2 separate regions of the Mus musculus genome follow, and region 2 is linked to region 1. The links are chromatin loops, found by intact Hi-C in ENCODE. Cell type or tissue: left cerebral cortex. All regions are shown on one strand. Links, peaks and the distances in the headings refer to the core of each region. The heading gives the core; the rest is flanking DNA. Region 1 holds the start of Xpot (exportin, tRNA (nuclear export receptor for tRNAs)). Region 2 holds the start of Mon2 (MON2 homolog, regulator of endosome to Golgi trafficking).

Region 1 (10,225 bases), core at 7,726-10,225:
GTGGACAAGAACCTGGAGGGGTGGGGGCAACATAATCAGAATATACTTTGTGGGGGAAAAATTCATTTTCAATAGAAGGTAAAAAGACACAAATGGATTAAAAACAGAAACAAATAAAAACCCTTCTCTGGGGCCGAGGAGGAGCTGGCTTAGAGTGTAGAGTTCTTCCGTGCTAACATAAGGACCTGAGTCTGAACGTCCAAGAGCACACTAAAAAGTCGGTGCTGGGCTAGAAGGCAACTCAGTGGCTAAGAGCACCTGCCTTGCTGCAGTTCTGGAGGGTTGGAATTCAGTTGCCACCACCCGCAGCTCTCAGACATCTGAACCTTCCAGGGGATCTAAAACTCAAAGGACCCGAAGCCTCTGAGAGCAGCCGACACACAGATATACAAGAGGCAAAGAGCCATACACATAAAATAATAGAATGGAATCTTTTTAAAAGCTACACATGAGTGAACCATGCCTGTAACACCAACATTTAGGAGGAGAAGAAAGTGGATCAAGAGGGCTGGGTGGATAGCCAGTTCAGAGAGACCTTGTCTTGAGACAATAACTATGATGGAGAATGAGGGAGGTGACACCTGACACCCCCTCACCCCCACATTTGGGCACACAGAGGTGTGCACCCCACGTCCTCACACATGAGCCGCATACACATAAAACACACCCAGATTTCTTTTCACGGAGTAATCCGTATATCCTTTATTATTCCCTTCCCAGACTTCCAAGATAAATTAGAATATGTAATAAAAAGGGAGGAGCTGAAAAGAGGCTCAGCAGTTTAGAGCACTTATTCTTGCAGAGGACTTGGGTTCAACTTGCAGCATCCACATGGTAACTGTTTTAGTTAGGGTTTTCTATTGCTGTGAAGAGATACCATGGCCAAGGCAACTCTTATGAAGGACAATATTTAATTGGGGCTGGCTTACAGGTTGAGAGGTTTAGTCTATTATCATCAAGAAGGGAGCATGGCAGCTTCCAGGCAGGCATGGCCCAGGAGGAGCTGAGAGTTCTGCATCCTGATCTGACTACAGCCAAGAGAAAACTGACTCTTCCCCACTGGGTGGAACTTCAAAGCCCAGGCCCACAGAGACACACTTCCTCCAACAAGGCCACACCCACTCCAACAAGGCCGTACCCCCTAACAGTAGAACTCCCTATGGGCCAAGAATTTTCAAACTACTATAGTAACTCACCAACATTCTAAGTCCAGTTCCATTTTTGACATCCATGAGCACCAGGGGCTTACATGATATACCTATTCTTGCACATAAAATTAAATAAATGTTTAAAACTTAAAAAAAAAAAGTGTAATGAAAAGTGTAAGACTGCATGCCTGCTCTAATTTCCAACCCTTTCTTTCCCAAGGGTCTGGAACTCCTAATCTTTTTAAACACCCACTCCCACAGTGCTGGGGCTGCAGGAAACACGGCACAGGGCTGGAGAGATGGCTCAGCAGTTAAAATCACTGACTGCTCTTCCTAAGGTCTTGAGTTCAAATCCCAGCAACCACATGGTGGCTCACAACCATTTGTAATGAGATCTGACACCCTCTTCTGGTGTGTCTGAAGACAGCCACAGTGTACTTAAATATAATAATAAATAATTCTTTAAAAAAAAAGAAACATGGCACAATGCATACCTTAGTTATTAGTTATAGCTTTATATCATAGTTTAGTTACAGCTTTATGTCATGGTGGGATCAAACCTAACTAAGGTTTGGTGCATGCTAGACAAAAATTCTAAAGTCGGGCATGGTGGCGCAAGCCTTTAATCCCAGCACTCGGGAGGCAGAGGCAGGCGGATTTCTGAGTTCGAGGCCAGCCTGGTCTACAAAGTGAGTTCCAGGACAGCCAGGGCTACACAGAGAAATCCTGTCTCAGAAAACCAAAAGAAAAAAAAAAAAATAGAATTCTACCCACTCACCACATCCTCCCAACTTCTTTTCTTTTTAAAGATTTATTTATTTATTTTATGTATATGAGTACACTGTAGCTTATACAGATGGTTGTGAGCCATCATGTGGTTGCTGGGAATTGAACTCAAGACCTGTGGTCGCTAACTTCAGACACACCAGAAGAGGGGATCAGATCTCATTATGGATGGTTGTGAGCCACCATGTGGCTGCTGGGGTTTGAACTCAGGACTTTCGGAAGAGCAGTCAGTCCTCGTAGCAGCTGAGCCATCTCTCCAGCCCTTCTCTCAGCTTCTTTTCCAGCCAAGGAGCCTACAGTGAATGATCTTCTCACCACAGCATTAAAGCTTAACGAGTGTTGCTAGGAAGCACACTGGCGGAGAATGTCACACAGAATTCAGTGGATAGAAGCATCAGACTATGTTATTTTTAGTTCAGTTCGATATATTTTTGCAAATGTTTATTGAAAAGGTATTATACAAAAACAGAATCTGAATACTACTTTCAGTCCTTAAGAACTAGCTACTGGGCTGGAGAGATGGCTCAGCAGTTAAGAGCACCCACTGCTCTTCCAAAGGTCCTGAGTTCAAATCCCAGCAACCACATGGTGGCTCACAACCATCTGTAATGGGATCTGACGCCCTCTTCTTTTTTTTTTCTTTTTTAATATTTTTCATTAGGTATTTTCCTCATTTACATTTCCAATGCTATCCCAAAAGTCCTCCATACCCTCCCCCCACACTCCCCTACCCCCCCACTCCCACTTTTTGGCCCTGGCGTTCCCCTGTACTGGGGCATATAAAGTTTGCAAGTCCAATGGGCCTCTCTTTCCAGTGATGGCTGACTAGGCCATCTTTTGATACATATGCAGCTAGAGAAAAGAGCTCCAGGGTACTGGTTAGTTCATATTGTTATTCCACCTATAGGGTTGCAATTCCCTTTAGCTCCTTGGGTACTTTCTCTAGCTCCTCCATTGGGGGCCCTGTGATCCATCCAATAGCTGACTGTGAGCATCCACTTCTGTATTTGCTAGCAGCCTTATTTATAATAGCCAGAAGCTGGAAAGAACCCAGATGCCCCTCAACAGAGGAATGGATACAAAAAATGTGGTACATTTACACAATGAAGTACTACTCAGCTATTAAAAAGAATGAATTTATGAAATTCCTAGGCAAATGGTTGGGCCTGGAGGGCATCATCCTGAGGGAGGTAACCCAATCACAAAAGAACTCAAATGATATGTTCTCACTGATAAGTGGATATTAGCCCAGAAACTTAGAATACCCAAGATATAAGATACAATTTGCAAAACACATGAAACTCAAGAAGAATGAAGACCAAAGTGTGGACACTTTGCCCCTTCTTAGAATTGGGAACAAAATACCCATGGAAGGAGTTACAGAGACAAAGTTTGGAGCTGAGACAAAAGGATGGACCATCTAGAGACTGCCATATCCAGGGATCCATCCCATAATCAGCCTCCAAATACTGACACCTTTGCATACACTAGCAAGATTTTGCTGAAAGGACCCTGATATAGCTGTCTCTTGTGAGACTATGCCGGGGCCTGATGCCCTCTTCTAGTGTGTCTGAAGACAGCTGCAGTGTACTCGTCATATATGCATATATACATATACATATACATATACATATACATATACATATACATATACATATATATATATATATATATATATGAAGCATGCACCTGCTACTTGACATCTATGAACTCCAGACTCTTCAGCTATAAAACGGTATAGGGCTAGAGAGATACCCTTGTGTATCTACTGCTCTTCCGGAGGAATCTTGTCAGGTGGCTCCCAATTGCCCGAGACTCCAGCGCCAAGAGATCCCACACTTTCTTTTGGCCTCCTTGAGCACCTGCGTATACATGGCATACAATACAGACATACAAATAAAAACAAAATAAATTAAAAAAATAAAACTGAGGTTAATAACAGTATCTATTTCCACACAGTGGATATGAGGACTAATGTATAAATGCTTAGAACTATGTCTACTGTGTAACACACACTCAAACCTGTTGACAAGATGTGACCTCACCACTATATGCCTTCTGCTAAAAGGACAAGTGTTGATTGCCATTTTGTAATCTTACCTTACCATCTGAGATGAGAAAGTGTGTATCCCTTCATGTGCAGGGCAGCCAGTATATAAGATGTTAATATCCCTCTCGGGTCTTCTCTAGTTCGAGACCAAACAACACGTCTGTAGTGGCTATTCCTGGTTGTCAACTTGACTATATCTGGAATGAACTACAATCCAGAATTGGAAGGCTCACCAGTGACCCTAATCTGGAGACTGGGAGATACAAGTTTCTGACCTGGGTCTTGGCATGGAGATCTTGAAGCATAGTGGCTATGAATTCCAAAAGATTAAGACAGGGAGATCTCTGAGTTCAAGGTCATCTGGGACAAAGTAAGTCCCAGATCGAGGCATGGTGGCACACACCTTTATTCTGGGCCACACCTTCTGCTGGAGACCTACATGAGGACATTGGAAGAAGGAAGGTTCACTCTCTCTTCTTTACTTGCTTGCCTTGTGGGACTGAGCAACTGCTAGATCATTGGACTTCCATTCACAGCTGCTGCTGACCATTGTTGGGAGTTGGACTACAGACTGTAAGGCATCAACAAATCCCCTTACTATATAGAGACCACCCATAAGTTCTGTGACTCTAGAGAACCCTGACTAATACAACTTCCTTATTTGCTCTGAAAGAATGAGTTTACAAAACTGGAAGAGAATTTTTGTTTGTTTGTTTGTTTTAAGACAGGGTTTCTCTGTATAGCCCTGACTGTTCTGGAACTCACTCTGTAGACCAGGCTGGCCTTGAACTCAGAAATCCACCTGCCTCTGCTTCCCAAGTGATGGGATTAAAGGCATGTACCACCCCTGCCAGCTCCTGGAAGAGAATTCTTAAATCCCATTTGAACTGTAGAAAAGGGCCAATGTTATTAAATAAATGAACTGTAGACAAGCTGTGGGTGCGAGCTGTAGAACACCTAATGAAATCCTCACAAATGAAAAAGACACATAAATGTTGCCGTAATAAATCTTAAGGAAGAGGAAGTGAAATATGCTGAACATATACATTGCAGAGCCTCTTAAACCAGTCTCACAGCTGAAATGAAAATTCATGCAAAAACTCATTCGAACTGGAGAAAGGGGCCAGCCTGTGTTAGACTCATGTGTGTGCGTGCCTCTGTGTGTGTGTGTAAGCAGGAAAGTACAAGTGTGTGTCATGTGTGTGGATGCATTCAGAGGTTAGAGGTTTTCATCCTTTGGAGCTGAAGTCACAAGTGGTTGCAAGCCACCTAATATGGATGCTGGGAATTGGTGAGGTCTGGAAGTCACCACACAAACCACTGAGACACCCATCTCAGTCAAACTGAGCTGGTTTATTGAATACACACCCCAAAACTGATCAATCGGGGGTGCAATCTAGATCCAGAAGCTAAACTGTGACCTACAGAGCTTTGAAGCCTGAAATTCACAAATGTCTGTGCCCAGTTACTCCACCAATCAGGATTTAGGGACAGGAGATTTCCTTGAGAACACGTCTTTGTTGTACACTTATCCTGTCCTCATTGGTTGGGTCATTCGACAGTGGTGGGGTGCGACTTGACTTGCCTAGCATCATGTGCCAACTTGCCAATCAGGATTTCATGTTTCTTTCTGCCAAGTAGGATGTCAATTCCCAGGGAGGTGTTGGGTCCAGGCCTATTGTGGCTATCTATACAACGCCGTTCTAACTGTCCTCTATTGTGATTGCTTTCCAAGAATGCCAACGCATAGAACATAAGAGAATTTGGGTTAACAGCTAACTCAGGCACAAAGAAGTAACGGAGTAACAGCACATGAGAAAGTTTCCTTGTAACATTAGTAACAGCTTAAAATGATTGGCTATACAAGGCAACAGTTACCCAGGCCTTAACAGGAATCAGACTCAGGTCCTTTGGAAGAGTAACTCTCCAGTCTTGCAGCCTGACATTTCTAACAACTAAATGTGTTACACAAGGTTAAAGGCTATGCAGGAAATGCTTCATCTTTAACATGGTCAGATGTTGTACAGGACTGTCCTCTTGGGCAAATAACGGCCATCTTGGGGAGTTCAACTGTGCCCACTTGGCTTGCTAAGGATCACACAGGGTAAAGCCAGGAGATTCTCCTTGGAGTTTGCAGCCAACCCTTGCCACCTATTATACATACCTTGTCCAAGCTGGCCTAGGGGAGGGGCTAATGTATGTAGGTGGGGCAAGGCTGAGGAGCAAGGGGTGTTTCATCTATGTGGCTGAGAGAAGCCAGTTACAGGATATTTAATGACATTGTGAACCCCAAGATTGTGTTATTTACTGGAAACACATGTTTTAGTTGTGGTGTGGCCAGGCCTTAGCCCACACCTTTAACCCAGGAGCTTTCTTCTTGAATATCGTAAACAGGATTAAATAAAGTCAATCGTTGGTCAAGAAGCAGAGCAAGCAGCCAGTCAACAGGAAGTGAACATAGGATTATTCAGAAAAAAACCATAGAGAGTAAGAGGGAGTCAGGAGGATGGGTAGAGAGACACACAGGAAGTAGAAGGGAGGGGCATTCAGTTTGAAGGAGGTTTTTTTTTTTTTTTTTTTTTTTTGAGACAGCATGAGGGAGGGGATTCCTGGTGGGATATCAGCTGAGGAGGAGGGTTAGCTGGGTGCTTTCTCTGCCTCTCTGAGCTAGCAGGCTCCCGAGTCTTTGTTGGTAAAATCGATTTTGTTATAAAACAGCCATCATCCCTGATGAGTAAGGACTTTGCAGAGCAGCCTTTTTAAGGGAGAGGAGCGCCCACACTCAGTAAGTAACCCCTTACGCATGCTCAAGTAAGTCCAATAAACTCCTGGGGTCCCCACACTGAACTTTGAAGGAGTCTAGGTGAGCTTGTTCTTAGGACCTTGGGAAGAGGGGTAGACTTGAAGATTGCCCTGGGAAGGAGTTTTAGTAACATAAGTGAGTAAGGGTAGCTGCTAAGAGGTAACATCAGTTTTTATTCTACTTCCATTCCCTCCTCACTCTGTCCGATCTGCTGGCAAGTTTTGTTAGCTCTTTGTGGTCTGGGCATTGAAGCTAGGGTGGTGGGTGCGAGGTAAGCACACTATCACTGAGCTATATCCCTAGACCTCGTCATTCACTTTTAAAGAGAGGATATAGCTATTGTGCCCTGGCTGGCCTTGAAGTTGAGATCCTCCTGCCTCAGCTTCTGAAGCAGCTTGGATCACAGGCTTGTAGAACAGGTCTGGCTTATTCTTAGTGGGAGCTAGAGGCAAGGCTTTGACTACATTGAACATGTACACTGAGCATGTACTGAATAAGATATTAGGTGTATTGGCACACACCATTAGTCTCAGTACTTGTGAGGGAGACAGAGGTAGGGGGATCTTGGTAAGTTCAAGGCTAGCCTGGTCTATATAGTGAGTTCTGGAACAGCCAGAGTTTACTGTAGAATACTGTTTCTAAGAAACGAAAGGAAATCTACACGTTGGGTGCACTGCATTGTTTTCATGATAAACTCTTTAAACTCGGGAAGTAAACAATTCAAAGATCCCCCCCAAACTAACCAGATTAACAATACCATCCCCTCCCTCATGCTATACACTCTTGGACAAGCTGAATTGCTGGAACCTGTCCTACCTGCTGTCTTCGGGGAGGCTGCTGTCTTTATATCATTTCTGCTCCTGTAAGAAAGTCACCCCAGTAAAAGCCATTGGTTCACCAAGCTTGACTTTCGTGGTATCCTCACTTTAGTCTGTCATCAGTACCGAATCTGGGTATCTATCTGCAGTGAACAGATGTTTGTCCATGTATCCCCAGAGATAGTGTCACTTATGATAAGTCTAACACGTGTATCAAACTTAATTCATGAAATAGTCAGACCTGGTGACAACCTGGAACTCCAGCACTCTGGAATCTGAAGCAAGAGAACAGTGAAGGCCAGCAAGTTTCAGGCTAACCAGAGCTACATAGTGAGCCTCTCTCTGCCTCTAAATAAAATTAACCAAACCTTACCCTCTGAGGCTGGTACTGTCCCACTCTACATAAAATGAGTAAACTGAGATGGACTTTAACACTCATGATGCCAACAATAATGGAGGTGCAGCCTTAGGATTTAGGTAAGGTTGCTGGAGCTTATACTGCGCCCACACAGTAATAATAGCACGGGATCAAAGAAACAAAGCGAACGGAAGCACGGGACTTGTACGTATGTTTTCCCTCTCTCTTTTCTTTTTTTCTTTTTTTGAGACTGTGTTTCTCTCTGTAGTCCTGGCACTCGCTCTGTAGATGTGGCTACCTCTGCCTCCTCAGTGTTGGGATGAATGGTAATCGCCACCATCACCGGGGACTGCTTTCGGTTTTCTTTTTTTCTTTCTATCTTTTTTTGTAGGCAAATTTAGTAATATTTAAACTGGGCGTGGTGGTTCATGCCAGTAATTCCAGAATTTGTAAAGTTTAGGCCAGCTTGGGAAAAATGAGTGAAAACCAGCCTGGGTTATGGAGTGTGATCTTGCCTCAAAAGCAAAACAAGTAAATAAAAATACAGCGGATTTTTTTTTTTTTTAAAGAGTCCTTAAGCGTCTGGACTCTTGACACGTGGAACCGCTGGAAAGGAATTCAGCAACTGACTCAACACGTGGTTTCAACCACGTCCACTTTTCCGATCTCAGGATCTCCGCACTGCCACCTGACCAGACCCTTCTGGAGGGAGTGGAGAGTTACTAATTCACGCCGACGCTCAAAGCAGAGCGCAACGTGGCCGGTCTTCTAAAAGCTTAGAGGACCTCAGTAACCTGTAGCTAGGAGGGCGGTGTGCACTCTCCCAGCATGCACCACAGGCCCGCCGGCCACGCCCCCTGCGAGCTCCAGGGAGCACGTGCGCGGTCCTCCTCTCGGAAGCGTCCCATGCGCTTTGCACGCTGGGAGTTGTAGTCCCCCGGGCCCAGCCTGCTGGCGGCCGTCTGCACTCTACTTCCATGAGGCTGCTGCTAGCGCGGGTCCGCGCGGTACGACGCGGGGGGCGTGCCTCGCGCTGACTCAGCGGCGGCGTTAGCGGGACCCTGCGCAGTTTTCCTTCCAGGGCCGCCGACTCCGCCCGCCGGCTTGCCAACCTGCCCTCCCCGCTCCGCGCCACGCAAGAGAAGGCGCCCGGGGAACGCCGAGCGCCGAGAGGAGCGCGGCCCGGGCCGGCTCCGGCGCTAGCGCTGCGGCTGTATTGGAGGACTACAGCGACAAGGACGTGGGCCGCTCTCCGTGCTCCCTGCGTACGGCCCGCTCCTTGCGGCTGGCCGACCCTCGGGAGTGCAGGCGAGGAAGAGATATTGGAGTGATGGTGACTGGAGGCGTAGGGCGGCGGGCCGGGGACCCTACGTGGCCGGGCGAGCCGGACTTGGGGTTGGGGACGATCGGTGGCGGCCGCGTCCCTAGTGCGTGGCTGCCGGTTGCCGGGTGTTTCATCACCCGAGTGGCCACGAGGCTTCGCTCTGGGAGGGATCCGGGCGAAGGATAGGGGGCGAGGCCGGCCTAGGAGGCTGCCCCCCAACCCCATTTGTGATAGTTTTAGAGTGCGTCCCACCAGTTTGAGCTGTAGGGACCTCAAAGTTGATCCGCTTCCCACCCCGGGACAAATAGGAGAGAAAGTGTTATTTCTGCGTAGTAATTTGCCAGCAGGGACAGCCTTTTCCCCTTTTTGCTTCTTTACAGTCTTGCAGCCACGGAAAAGCTTGATGTTCCCTGTAACCTGAAAAACGAGTACTTTTTGGAAGCCTTAATTAGTTGTTACTGGGGGAAGTTACGTTGTATTAAAGCGACTTGTCAACTTGATGTTAAAAGGCTGGAAAGATTCAGTCGGTCTCAAACAGGCTTAAGTAGGTGTGGAGGAATTTTCCACATTGTTTGATTATTCTTGACTTAATGGCTGAGGGAAAAATTAAGGCTTCCAATTTTACATGTTTTTTTTTCGCTCCCCCCACCCCCACATCCACCTTTGCAGGTAGTATAAGATGTTTACCATATTGTAACAATGTTTAAGCCTGCAAGGCTCTGCATCGGTAGGTCAGAAAGCTAAGCTTCCTTTGCCGGTCTTTATTAGGCAATCGTTACCTTTTAACCCTGTGTTTTATTCACAGATAGGTGGTTTACCATCTCATTTTATTTTGGTTTGATGTTTTTTTCCGATTGTGTAGAGGGCGAAGGTTTGTGAGGGATTCCTCACTATGGAACAAGTTTGCTGAGGATTTTTTTTGTTGGTGTTGAGCATGT
Region 2 (2,500 bases), core at 1-2,500, 1.4 Mb before region 1:
CAGGGGGGTGGGGATCAAGGAGGCAGAAGTGACGGACAAGACAAATTCATTTTTTAAAAAAAGCAAATATTTATAGCAGAAGAGAATGGATCACAAACAGACGTAGGGAGACACCTCCGATCATCCCCAGGTTACCAGCCAGCCAAAAAAAACAGGACGCGCCTGCGCAGCTGTGCCGGCCACCTGCGTCGACGGCGGGGGCGGGGTCCGCACTGCCCAGCTGGAGCTCGTTCTGGGCTTCTCGCTCGGCCCCGCCCCTCCAGAGACTCGCCTCCGGATTGGCCCGGGCGGGGGCGGGGCCCGGAGTCCGGAAGTGCGGCTGACGTGTCCGGGCCGCGCTCGGAATTGTGGGCGACTGGGCTAATGGCGTCGGCGGGTCTGGGCACCCGGGGCGGGCATCGCTGAAGCTTGTGGCCAGCTCGGCCGGTGACGCCCGCCGTGGCCAGGCCCCGCGGCAGCGGGAGGGACCTGCCCGTCTGGTGGGCTCCTGAGCCGGCGCCGGTGGAGCCTGGTGGGGCTGCACCGCTGCGGGCAGGTTTCGGCGAGCGGCCGGCGGCGGTGCGGGGCGGCCCGGGGGGAACTCGGGCACGCCTCGGGAGACGCAGCCCGGCTCCGGCCGTGCGCCCGCCCGCCCGCCCGCCCGCCGAGCCCTGGGCCCCGGCTAAGGAAGACTGAGGAGCCGCCGGCTGGCTGCGGGCCGCGCAAGCTGCTGACAGTGCCTGCTTGGTAGTGCTGGTCCCAGATCGGCGGTGACCTGGAGGGACCATGTCCTGCACCAACAGCCCCGAGGCTGTGAAGAAGCTGCTGGAGAATATGCAGAGCGACCTGCGGGCCTTGTCACTAGAATGCAAGAAGAAGTTCCCACCTGTCAAGGAGGTAGGTCCCAGGCGACGTCAGGGGCGGGGGGGGGGAACGTCACGAGCGCTCCCTGGTCCTCGTAGACCGCTTTCCTCGATTCCCCAACACCTATACTAATTTTCATTCCGCCAGTTAAGTTTGGTGATTGCCCAGCAAAGGCTGTTCGTAGAATTCTTTTGAGAGTTCCAAGGAGATTTGATTTCTTCCATTCTCTTGTTATGTTTATTTCGGAGCGAAGTTCCATGAGTGAGCCGGTTTGGTGACACTCGAGTCAGGTATATTGCTCCTAAGAATGAGTATCCACCGCTGTAGCGGAATCCGTTCTCCATACTTAGGTGGGCATAGTGTGTGGGAACATTTCCTTCTTGTCTGTGTTATTCAGCCCACCTAAAAATCTAATCGTCGTGATAAACTAGAGCCCCAAATTACAGCAAATGGTCAAGGCCTACGATAACCATGTTAAGCCCTGCACAAGCAGTATTCTAGTAGGATGCTTTGCAAAACAAATATATCTGAGTATATATAGCCTCTTGGGTGCATAATTTGTTGTTGTTGTTGTTGTTGTTGTTGTTGTTTTTCAGCTGTAGAATAGCTGAAAATTGTGGTACCAGTATAGGAGACCGGGTGTGGTAGCCAAACTTTTAGCTCCAATACTCAGATGCGAGTGGATCTCTGTGAGTTAGAGAGTGGACACCAGGACAACCAGGGTACATAAAGAGACCTTGTTTCCAAAACCGATGGTGGTGATGGTGATGATGACTGGGGCTCACAGGACGAGTATCAGGGAGCTCAATGTATGCTAATAAAATTTTCCAGATATTGAATTGAAAAATTGAGTTTAGTCACTAATGCCTGACTTTTTTCTTTTAAGATTCCATTTTTGTTGAAATATTTTAAAAACTGCCCTTTCACATTTTTAAACTATTGTAGTTCAGGGGTCAGGCTCGGCAGTTAAGAGCACTTGCTGCTCTTCCAGAAGTCCCTTGTTCAATTCCCAGCACCTACATGGTGGCTCACAATCTTGTGTAATTCCAGTTTCAAGGGATCTGACCTCTTTCTTCTGGTCTCCAAAGACACCAGGCACACATGTGGTGTGCAGGCATACCTACAAGCAAAACACCCATACAAATATAACAAAAATGAATACATCTAAAAAAAAACTTTAAAAATAGTGTAGTTCAAAGATATGTAAAAATAGTTAATTTTATTTCCTAGTTAATATAGCTTACTTAGTATACCTGAAATTTTATCATACTACTTGCTATTAAATGTTACAGAGTGAGTTCATATTTTTCTACTTACAACTATCTTTATGAATACTGTAAGAAGTTTTATAATTAGAACTTGACTAGTAAAGTTTAGAATGCAGACTTGTCAGGAATCTTGAAATTTTCCATGAGTGCCTTGCTTTTACCTGTTTGTTCCAGTTACCTTTAGTCCCAGCACTTGGGAGGCAGAGGCAGGTGGATTTCTGAGTTCAACGCCAGTCTGGTCTACAAAGTGAGTTCCAGGACAGCCAGGGCTACACAGAGAAACCCTGTCTCGAAAAACAAACAAAAAAAAAAAAAAAAAGAAAAAAAAAAAAAAGAAAAAAAAAAAGGAAAAAAAAAAAGAAAAAAGAAAACATCAAATCCTACTGTCA

Evidence for each region. Peaks named below come from ENCODE experiments on the same cell type or tissue, not always from the same donor. Only the 100,000 strongest peaks of a DNase experiment are listed, where the experiment ranks them.
Region 2: a loop joins it to region 1, with 4 times the contacts of the local background. A loop is called at or near these places in 1 of 42 quality-filtered maps.

What each region holds. Positions count from the first base shown.
Region 1 is chr10:121,625,176-121,635,400 of GRCm38, reverse strand. It overlaps Xpot (exportin, tRNA (nuclear export receptor for tRNAs)), which reads left to right and starts at 9,069. Exons shown (of 25, transcript NM_001081056.2): 1 at 9,069-9,296. In left cerebral cortex, for the core only: a CTCF peak has its summit at 9,193; a DNase peak (open chromatin) is centred at 8,936; H3K4me3 peaks cover 1,857 bases; H3K27ac peaks cover 955 bases.
Region 2 is chr10:123,074,228-123,076,727 of GRCm38, reverse strand. Mon2 (MON2 homolog, regulator of endosome to Golgi trafficking) reads left to right here and starts at 223. Exons shown (of 36, transcript NM_001163024.1): 1 at 223-876. The coding sequence starts at 766. In left cerebral cortex, for the core only: no CTCF peak of the experiment used is centred there; DNase peaks (open chromatin) are centred at 247, 891 and 1,091; H3K4me3 peaks cover 1,777 bases; H3K27ac peaks cover 1,259 bases.